Linked DNA regions of Homo sapiens: region 2 is linked to region 1. A link is a loop called in an ENCODE intact Hi-C map of the cell type or tissue named here. Cell type or tissue: CD4-positive, alpha-beta T cell. All regions are shown on one strand. Each heading gives the region's core, and the rest is flanking DNA. Links, peaks and the distances in the headings are about the cores only. Region 1 has its middle 5.6 kb from the start of MIR4444-1. Region 2 overlaps IFT70B (intraflagellar transport 70B).

Region 1 (5,388 bases), core at 145-5,144:
GGAGGGAATGAGGGTCCTAGGGTGAGATGGGTGGCAGACAAACTTTATAATCTATATCAGGCCCTCTCCTTTATATCATGACATACAGAAAATAATCATTTTTGTACAGCATAGTAGGGTAAACTAGAAGATATTTGGAGGCATCTAAGTGGTGGTAATGTTTTAAGCATCTGATTTTGATAAAATACAAAGTATTAGGAATGATATTAAATATTGAATTTGCATAAAACTTTCAAATTAAAATTTTCCGTGTTTTTTAGTGATCAACTTGAACTTGTTCCTGTGAATACATTTTGATATTAGGTTTTATGGTTGAAGTGGCTTTATGCAGTTTCTGATCTAGACTTTTTTTTTCTTGAGACAGAGTCTCACTCTGTCACCCGGGCTAGAGTGCAGTGGCATGATCTCGGCTCACTGCAACCTACCACTCCTGGGTTCAAACAATTCTCATGCCTCAGCCACCCAAGTAGCTGGGATTACAGGCCCATGCTACCATGCCCGGCTAATTTTGTTTTTGTTTTTGTTTTGAGACAGAGTCTCTTGCTCTGTCGCCCACGCTGGAGTGCAGTGGCGTGATCTCTGCTCACTGCAACCCCTGCCTCCTGAGTTCAAGCTATTCTCCTGCCTTAGCCTCTCAAGTAGTAAGGACTACAGGCGTGCATCACCACGCCTGGCTAATTTTTGTATTTTTAGTGGAGACAGGGTTTCACCATGTTGGCTGGGTTAGTCTGGAATTCCTGATCTTAAGAGATCCGCCCGCCTTGGCCTCCCAAGGTGCTGGGATTATAGGCGTGAGCCACTGTGCCTGGCTGGAAGAAGGTAACTCATTTTGTTTGTTTTTGAGACAGAGTCTCGCTCTGTCACCAGGCTGGAGTGCAGTGGCACAATCTCGGCTCACTGCAACCTCCGCCTCCCGGGTTCAAGTGATTCTCCTGCCTTAGCCTCTCAAGTAGCTGGGACTACAGGCGCTCACCACCACACCTGGCTAATTTTTTGTATTTTTAGTAGAGACGGGGTTTCACCACGTCAGCCAGGATGGTCTCCATCTCTTGACCTTGTGATCCACCCGCCTCGGCCTCCCAAAGTGCTGGGATTACAGGCATGAGGGAAGAAGGTAACCCTTAAAAGGGAGGAATTGTAATAAACTATAAGCTTTGTTATGTGCCATTATATTCAGAATATACCAAAGCTTTATTTTCTAAAATCTTGATTTTTAAATAAGGAGTTTATAAAGTAAAACACACACAAAAAGTCTTTCCCCACAAAATCCTATTACATAGATTTGACCATGATCAACAACTTATTACATATCCTCTCACATTTTCTTGTTGGCCTAATCAATGCTTATATATATGAAACAAACATATTTGTTTTATTTTTACCAATGTATGTCTAACTATCCAGATTGATTTGAAATTTCCTTTCTCTTCCACTTAACAAAGTTATTTACCAAACTCTTACTATGTGCCAGGCAATGCTAGGTGCTGGAAATTCATCATAGTCACTCACATTATTGAATACTACTGTATACCTTGTAATGGGCCACGTACATTATGTTCCTGATTTCATTCCCTTAATAAACTTAGGAGGGTAAATTCTCCCTAATCTGGGATGTAGGAAAGTTGAATACATTGACTAAAATTATATAGGCCCTGCAAGTAAAGTGCTGAATTAGAATGTCATATAATCACTGTATTTACATTTTAATATTCTTGAAGGTAACAACCTTTTCTTTAAAAATCTATCATACATTTGTGTTGTTCACTATGTTTCTTATGTTTCCAGAGACCACTACAGTGATTGGCTCTGTAGTAGGCAATTCACTTATTTATGGAATATTCAACATTAGATATATGAATCATGGATGACATATTTTGGGTCCCCTTCAGTGCCCTGTTGGACCTTGATATGGTTTGGCTCTTTGTTTCCATCCAAATCTCACCTTGAATTGTAATCCCTGTAATCCCCACATGTCAAGGATGGGACCAGGTTGAGGTAATTGAATCATGGGGGTGGTTTCTCCCATGCTGTTCTCATGATAATTAGTGAGTCTCGGGAGATCTGATGGTTTTATAAGCATCTGGCATTTCCCCTGCTTGCACTCATTCTCTCTCCTTCTGCCCTATGAAGAGGTGCCTTCTGCCATGATTGTAAGTTTCCTGAGGCCTCCCCTGCCATGTGGAACTGTGAGCCAATTAAACCTTTTTCTTTATAAATTGCCAGTCTTGGGTATTCATGGCAGCATGAGAACGAACTAATACAGACCTACTGCATAATTTGTGGAGCCATGTGCAAAATGAAAATGCAGGGTGCCGTGTTCAAAAATTATTAAGAATTTCAAGACATGACATCAAAGTATTAAGCCAAGCCAGGACCCTTATAAGTGCTGGACTCTGTGCAACTGCAAAGGTCATATGCCCGTGAAGTCTGCACAGTGCCCAGTACAGTGCCCTGTCTAGAGCAGGTACCTGGTCTCTTTTCAGAAATTTATTCACTTGCCATCTTGTATTTACTTCCACTTTCTTGTCAGCACTCATTTCTAAAGTGTTCCTAATCTAGTTTCTGTCACAGGCTGCCACTCATTTCTTAAGTGTTCCTAGTTTCTGCCACAGGCTATCGAAATTGTTTTTCCAAGGTCACAAATGATTATCTGTCAAATTAATATCCCTATTCTTAAATGTTAATCCTTCCTGACCTAGGGATCAACATTACTGCCTGTTCATCCTTTTTTTTTTTTTTTTTTTTTGAGACAGAGTCTTGCTCTGTTGCCCACGCTGGAGTGCAGTGGCACGATCTTGGCTCACTGCAACCTCTGCCTACTGGATTCAAGCGATTCTTCTGCCTTGGCATCCCAAGTAGCTGGGATTACAGGCATGTACCACCACACCTGGCTAATTTTTATATATTTTTATTTGTTATTTTTTGAGTTGGAGTTTTGCTCTCGTTGCCCAGGCTGGATTGCAGTGGCGCGATCTCGGCTCACTGCAACCTCCGCCTCCCAGGTTCAAGTGATTCTCCTGCCTCAGCCTCCTGAGTAGCTGGGATTACAGGCACACGCCACCATGCCCAGCTAATTTTTTGTATTTTTAGTAGAGACAAGATTTCATCATGTTGGCCAGGCTAGTCTCAAAACTCCTGACCTCAGGTGATCCACCTGCCTCAGCCTGCCAAAGTGCAGGAATTACAGGTGTGAGCCACCACACCCGGCCCTGTTGCTTCTTTTTGATGTTTTCCTTTTTTGTCTTTATTAAGGACATTGGTTTTTCCCTTTAGTTCATCACTGCTTCCTTCTGGATCCTTCCCTTTTTCGTTTTCTCTCTCCTCTTGTTTCCATAAGGTTTTGTCACACTGAGGTATAGAACTTCCTGAGAAACTTTGTGAAATGCACCCATTGTTCTCCTACGAGTGGCCACTTTCCCTGGGAAAAGTATGAGGTGGTGTAAGTGCGTGAGAACTCTCAGGGGATTTGTACATGCCTCCTAGGAAGCTAAAGAAGAGGTTAGGCCTGATTAGTGTATTTGTTAAGATGACAAGATATATCACTTCCTTCTCCCAACACACACACACACACACACACACACACACACACACACACACACACACCACAGTTGAATGATTTAGAGATTGAGGAGGTAATTTGATACAAAAAGTATTAAGGAGTCATTCACAGGGACTTACGTTCTCTTTCAGACAAATCCCAATTTGGAAGTCTGAAAAGGCTGAAATCTTTTTAGTAGGTGCTTTACAAATGACTTTCACATAAAACTTTGATTAAATTAATTAGTTACACTTTTCTCTTACTAACTTGTCTTCTGTTATAAGAGTGTTGGCCATGACCCTTACAATGGGTAAGGAAAGGTGTCACACCTCCACTTTTTTCCCCATAAAATTGACCTTTTGAAGAGATCAGGACAAATGAATTTGTAGGATGCTTTACATTTTGGGTTTATTTGATTGTTTTCTGCAGGTGCGATTTAACTAGATTCTCTGTCTCCTTCATTTCCTATAAATTGGAAGGTTAAATCCAAACTCTTATTAACTTCAAATTAATCAGGTTGAGCAAGAGTATATCAGAGGTGATGATGTGTAGTTTAGATTGTTGTGTCACATTACGCGGCACACAATATCAGATTGTCCCGCTATTTGTGATGTTAAATTTCATCAAAGTGGTAAAACCCTCCTTTGTAATGAGAAGGTCATCTCTGAGGTGGTACTTTGGTCCCATGCAAATATTGGACCCCAAAACAACCTTTCCCATTATGTGTTAGCATTTTTGATCACCCTTGACTGAATTATTATTTCATTGGGGATGACAGAATGATGACTTTTCTAATTATATCATTTCTTCTACATTTATTAGCTAGCATTTGTAAACACACACACACACACACACACACACACACACACACACACACAAAATGTCTCTTCACCAACTGGGAATGAACTACAATTCCTCCTTAAAAGACAGGGTAGGTACTTTAATTACCAATTTTCAGAATAAGAAGTTAGTATAACAGTCACCTTCAAAGGTGGCAAATTATCTTTTTTCTCTCTCTCTCTTTGAGTATCACTATAGATTCATGGGTTTTTATTTATTCACTGTTTTATAATCAATTGCAGTCATTATTCCTTTTGATATTTAAATTGCCCCAAATTTGGCCTCTATGTCCTTTTGAGTTCTCTGTCAGGTGCATATGAATTTTATTAATCAAAACAAACTCTATATGGTGGAATTTAGGCAACATTTGGAAGAGATTTGGGGATGAGGAAAGGGACAGAGTGGCCTCTAAATAGGTAGGCTATCACTGCCAGCAAGATTGTCCTTGGAGTCAGCCATCGTAGGCACATCTCGACCTGGGAGTCTTTTCTTCCTTCACATTTAAGCCCCAGATTTACAAAAAAGCTCCATTGTTTTCTGTAATTAATTGGCAGTGAGAGACCAAAATTACTGTATGAATGTTTGGCTCATTTGTAAATTAAGGCCTGCTTATCTGTGTAGGAATGGTGAAGATAACTGTAACCCAAATGTAATTCATTAAAGGGAAATACTCATCAGTAGCAATATCGGATATTAAATGAGGAAAATATGTTAGTATGTAGTGACATGAGACTTCTGACTGAGATGTGAGCAAGAAAACAGATCCACGGGACCCTCCACACACAGAAACTGAGCTGTTCTGTGCCTTGTTCGTTTGTGTCCTGCTGAGTTCACATTAACAAATGAATCCCAGAATCTTAGCTCTCCCTGGGAGATCTATGTCTTAAGAAAATTTCTTGTGACAATAATACCTTAACCCAAAGCAAACATTTTCAAATGGTGGGAATAAGAGTCAGTGAAGCAAGTCAGTGGAAGAATTTGATTTTGGACAGAAACTCTTTCAGCAAGTC
Region 2 (5,316 bases), core at 1-5,000, 340 kb before region 1:
GACCAAGCACTATCTCAGTAATAGTTAAGAGTAGTCTTTAAATAATCATTTCAGGGATTGTGTGAGAGTAGTCTCACAATTTACACTCATTAATTTGTAATGCATACTTTTTATATAGACTTTAGGATATTTTGGCAGTGTTTATTCATATGGATATAATTCTTTACCTAACCAAAATTCCTTAGGTTATAAGTGGTTTTAACGTGCAAAAGTCAGTAAAAAATTTTGTTGCCTTAACAAAATTATGGTGCTATAATGTAGAGACAATGAACGATTATCAAAGAACAAATTTCCCTGGTTTTCTTTTGTTCCCTTTAATAATTTAAATATATGAACAAGATACACTGTTACTATTTTCCATGATAACTTTTTAAATATCTCTGTGAGAAATAACAGAGCTATCCTGAGAACTCAGGGGTTTGTTTAAGAGACACAGGTTTTGTTATGTTTGTTGCCCAGGCTAGTATCCAGCTCCTAGGCTTAAGCATACTCCCACTTCAGCTTCCCAAGTAGCTGGGACTACTGGCACAAATCACTGGGTCCAGTTCTCAGTTCTTAATTCCTACCTTTGTGTTTGCAATTTAGGATATGCTGGCTGTACAGTGTTTCCATGTTGTAGCCTCTTGAATAAGGAAAAATCTCAGCCACCAGGTCTGACCAAAAAGGTCAATTCTAAGTTGTAATGTTCATTTCATGTCCGCAACTCCCAAGAGTTATTTGGAGTTCCCACTGGGAACCACATGCATTCTGATCAGGCATTTTATTTTCTGAACCTTACAAGAGCCTTACTATTTGATTTCCCACTCCTCACTCCTCTCTTCCCACAAAAAGTAACTGTCAATCCTAACTTGACCTGGCTTAGAAAAATCAAGTGTATTAGACTGAATCATATGCAGTTGTTGATTTTGACAGTTTTTGATGTACAAAACTAGCAGTTTCTCATAGCTCAACCTAGTAGCTTTCTTCTGAATGATAGGGAACCTCTGCCATAATGAGATGATTTTTTCCTTCAAGGAAAAGGAACCACTTAGCCACATAAGTACTGATAAGAAACATGCTCAGCATAATTCCTCTGTAGCATGACCTCCTGAGTGCTCAAATTGTATTATACCAGGAAATTTGGCTTATTGTGAAGTTCAATGGTTTTGAATTTATGGCATTTTAAATCTTAATTATCTGAGCTGCTATCATTTACCACTGATGCTTTAGTCTCACATGTGGAGGACAAGCAATGTTTAGTGACCTCTTCACTGCATCCCATAGCACATTCAATGTCTGGGAAATGTTCTTTGTTTGACAACTTCTGTACTAAAAGTGTTGCTGCAGTAGCTTTGTGCCCCTGTCAGTCTTGGTAGCCCCTTAAGATTTGGAAAGTAAATGAACTGAAATCTTGTTTTCAATGGCCATATTAAAATTCTTTTTTTTTTTCCTGTTTCTTCTAAACCACACTATTTTCTTTAGGGGGAAAAAAAAGCATAAAGTGTAACTAATGTTAACCACCCAAAAACAAATGTTTTCCAGATTCCCTTTTGCAAATAGCCTGGTCTTTATTTGGCCACAATTTATTTACCCAGGTGCTATGTGTTTGTGGTTTTCATGTATGTGTAATTTAACTTTTCAGAACATAAAAAGCTTTTCAGAATGGTTTTTAACCCCTTGCTGCTGGGCATTTGGGATTTCCTGCTTAGTAATGTATAAGGAAATCCTGACTGCTCACACCACTAAGAAATAAAGGTGAACCATGCCATTTGTCCCCTTCCTTACCCTGGCTCTCAGAGAGGAACCCACCCAGATTCAGATTGCTGCTGGCAACAACAAAGTCTTATGAACCACACAGAGTCAAGAAGTCTGGTGCTGAGGCCTGGGAAGACAGGGCATTCCTAACTCCCCTGGCACTTGTTGTCCTTATTTTCAGGATATATATCTTTAAAACTCACATTCAAAGTACCCTGCTTTGCTTCTTGATTCTAAAAAGAAAATGACTTCACAATGACCCCATATTTTGCCATTTGAGTGAAAGCTTCTGTACCTAAAACTCAAATGAAAGCTTTATTCTGTGCTCCTAGAGTACATAAAGCGCTAAAAGCACTTTTCTTGACAACAATGAGTTCATTATGGAAATATAAGGAATATTTTAAGATTTCTTCATAATACCTGCATAGTCTATTTTAAAGGAATCAAATATCGAGTATTTCATCTTAAGTCAACCCCTTGGTCTCCACACAGGCACACACAAAATAGGAATGTGTGCTTATACACAAGTAGTTATATTTGTTTTCTCAGGAACAAGAACTTGATCTCTCTGTGCAGAACCAGCAAGCACAGACTCCTTTGATGGGTGGCATGACATGCCTGTCAAAGGATTTTTATTCCTCACGACAGTCCCCCTTTGAATGTGGCCTCAGCTGCAGAATGGATGTTTGCCCCAATACCATCTGTGAAGGTCAGGTGTGGTGGCTAACTCTGACCCATTCATGAGAAGCAGACAATTGGGAACTGGGATGACTGTGTGGGGATGAAGGTGGGTCATCTGGCAATGGGATAGCTGTCATCATAGGAGGGACACTCCTAACCTGAGGGGTGTATGGCCTCACAGGCTTAGAGGAGCACCTCAGATGGAATCCATACAGAATCACAGTGATAGGTTTGGCCCAAGGTCAGAATGATTTGTTTAGAGAGGGCTATGGGATAGATGCCCAAATAAATATACTTATTAGGAAATGTGAAATTAGAAAGGGTAAATGGCTTGGAGGGGAAGCTTTAGAAGTAACTTTCTGACCCCTCTGCCCTGTAATCCTCATCTGGGCTCATTTTCTCCCTGGTGTCCTGGAGGGTTAGCAGTGTTGGAAGTCTGACTACAGTTAAGCAGAGTGAGACTACCTAAACAACCTAACTTTAAAAGGATAACATCACTAAAGAAAGACTTCACAAGTGAGTATCAGGATTTTCAAATATAATTTTTATGTTTCAGGTTCCCTTTCTTCTTTTTCTTAATGACTCTGGGTGATCTGGAAAGACCTAGAGGTTGTGTTTCTGAGAGTGTTCTCTGCCACAGAGTAGTTTCCTGGTATTAGTGTGACTTGCAGCTCATTCTGCACCATTCACTAAATGCCTCTTATCCCTTGTTGACCTACCTCTGGGACTAAAGTGACATGTGGGTTTTCAGTAGTTTTCAGTTTTTGGGCTATGCCCTTTGTATTCAGTCAAACCACATTTTGTCATGAGCCAGTAACTCTTGGGTTTTGGTTGTCCAACTACATAATCACCATGACTGTAACCATCAGATTCTAAACTGATACTTTCATTCCAGTTATATATACTTTTTGAGTACCCTAATGTAGCTCAAACCCTACAGCAGCAACCTGAATCCTTAAATTAGTACTTTTAAGGAATTGTGACTTTCCTAAGGTCCTAGATTGTCTCTAGGTTATAATAAAACATTTCTTTAATCTCAAACAGTTCTTTCAATTTCCAGTCTCCCAATGGAAGATGTATAACTTATAGAAAAAGATTGTCTTATATTTTTAAGTGCAGCTCAAATAGTACTATATTAAAGTTATAAAAATGCAAATTTATTAACTCCATCAGATATTTCCTTTTATGAGTTTCACATTAAACCCACAAAATCAGTGCAGGATACTGTGGGTTAAACATTTACACAGCAAGACAATATCTGAGAAAAAACCTTTCTGGCATTCTATGGCATGTGGTCACAAAGAGAGCAGCTTCTACTCTGTAGGAGAAAGAGACTCCATCTTCTTACTTGTTGTTGGGAAAAGCTGAGTGTTGGGAGAAGCTGAGGCAGGGTTTGCATTTCTGACATAATGTAAAAAGAGTCCTGGAACATGTCCGGGGGCCAGGGTCTAAAACCCCTCGTGGCCTTTGGAACACTGAATTCTGTGCTAAAGGGTGGAAGACTACCCTGACGCACCATCATCTAAGCCCAGGGCATAAAACCCCTCGTAGATTGGAAAGAATCCAGGGCTCAGGGCATAAAATCCCTCATGGCCTCTGGAATGTGTCTAGACTTGCTGGCTCCTTGCTTCTAGCCCTCCCAGGCTCCTAGATCAATTGTGTCTTAGAATTGGCCATATAAATGTTAAACCGTCACAGCTGTAAATCATGTGCTTAATGCAACGCTCCCTTTCAACCCCACATTCTCACCATCTGTTTCTTTGTTTGATCACCAATAAACAGTCTGGGCTTCCAGAGCTCGGGGCCTTTGCAGCCGCCATACTCGCGTTGGCCCCCAGACCCACTTTATCTCTCAAACTGTCTTTTCTCATTCCTTTGATTCTACTGGACTTCATCACCCCGATGACCTGGTGTTGGGTCTGATCACCCCAACACTTGTGCCCTTCTGTAGAGGACAACAACTAATAATCTACTTTAAAAATACATTCTGTGTACATCATAGTCATCCAGCACAAGTAGCCTACAGCAGTGAAGCAGCCAGCACACAGGTACTGGAGTTAGTCACCTGGCTCCACAGCCCTGCAATGCCACTTCCCAGCTACTAATGGTGGGTGCTTCTTAACCTAACCAAACTTCAGTTTTTTTCACCAGTAAAAAGGGGATGATACCACTTACTTCACAGGGTTGTTGTGATAACAATGCTACCTTCTTGCCTGTCTGGCAAAAAAGGATGAATTAAAAAATTAATTATATAATAATCAATTCTAGGGTAGTGTTCAGCAAAAAAACACAGACTCATTAGAATCACTGAGACAGAGTTGAAAGGGACCTCAGAGTTTTTCACTATATAAAAGAAGAAATGAATAGGGAAAGTGACTTGAAGTTCATTGAGAAAAATGAATCACACCCAAAATGTCCAAAATAGAACCTTATCCACTGCTTCTTGTATTTAGAATCCTATCTTCTAAGTTACTTTACAGTGGTAAAATTCTGCCATTTTCAAAGAAGAGCAGCTTCATCTATCTAATGTTAGCACAATGAGGTACAAAGGACATGGCAAAACTATGCAAGGGTGGATTTCAGAGCTTGTCCATCAGGCAATACCAGGCCCAATCAACAGACCACATCAGAAAATGCAGTAGAAAATGGATTTGAGTCTTTCAAAAAGAGAGACACGCCCCTGAGGCCAAACATAGGCAAAAGGAAATGTGATGGCCGGAAAGTTTCATTTCTTTTTCTTATAGGGTAGCACAGGAAACTGTAGTAGTAGCTTTATCAGGATTTCACTGTGGCAGCAGAAAATGTTAAGTAAACATGATTACTTGTTTATCTGACATAAATGCTGATTAACTGAATAAAAAGCGTATTTGTGGCCAAAATGTAAAAATATAAGTTGGACAA

What was found. Hi-C counts contacts between places; a loop is a spot of excess contacts. Peaks named below come from ENCODE experiments on the same cell type or tissue, not always from the same donor. Only the 100,000 strongest peaks of a DNase experiment are listed, where the experiment ranks them.
Region 2: it touches region 1 in a loop (4-fold over the local background); 8 of 110 quality-filtered maps call a loop at or near these places.

The regions. Positions count from the first base shown.
Region 1 is chr2:177,204,437-177,209,824 of GRCh38, reverse strand. No RefSeq gene overlaps it. Among named protein-coding and RNA genes, the nearest start is that of MIR4444-1, 5.6 kb to the left of the region's middle. RefSeq lists an enhancer at 4,674-5,388. In CD4-positive, alpha-beta T cell, for the core only: no CTCF peak of the experiment used is centred there; no DNase peak of the experiment used is centred there.
Region 2 is chr2:177,545,125-177,550,440 of GRCh38, reverse strand. IFT70B (intraflagellar transport 70B) reads left to right here. Exons shown (of 1, transcript NM_152517.3): 1 at 1-1,443. Among named protein-coding and RNA genes, the nearest start is that of IFT70B, 5.0 kb to the left of the region's middle. In CD4-positive, alpha-beta T cell, for the core only: no CTCF peak of the experiment used is centred there; no DNase peak of the experiment used is centred there.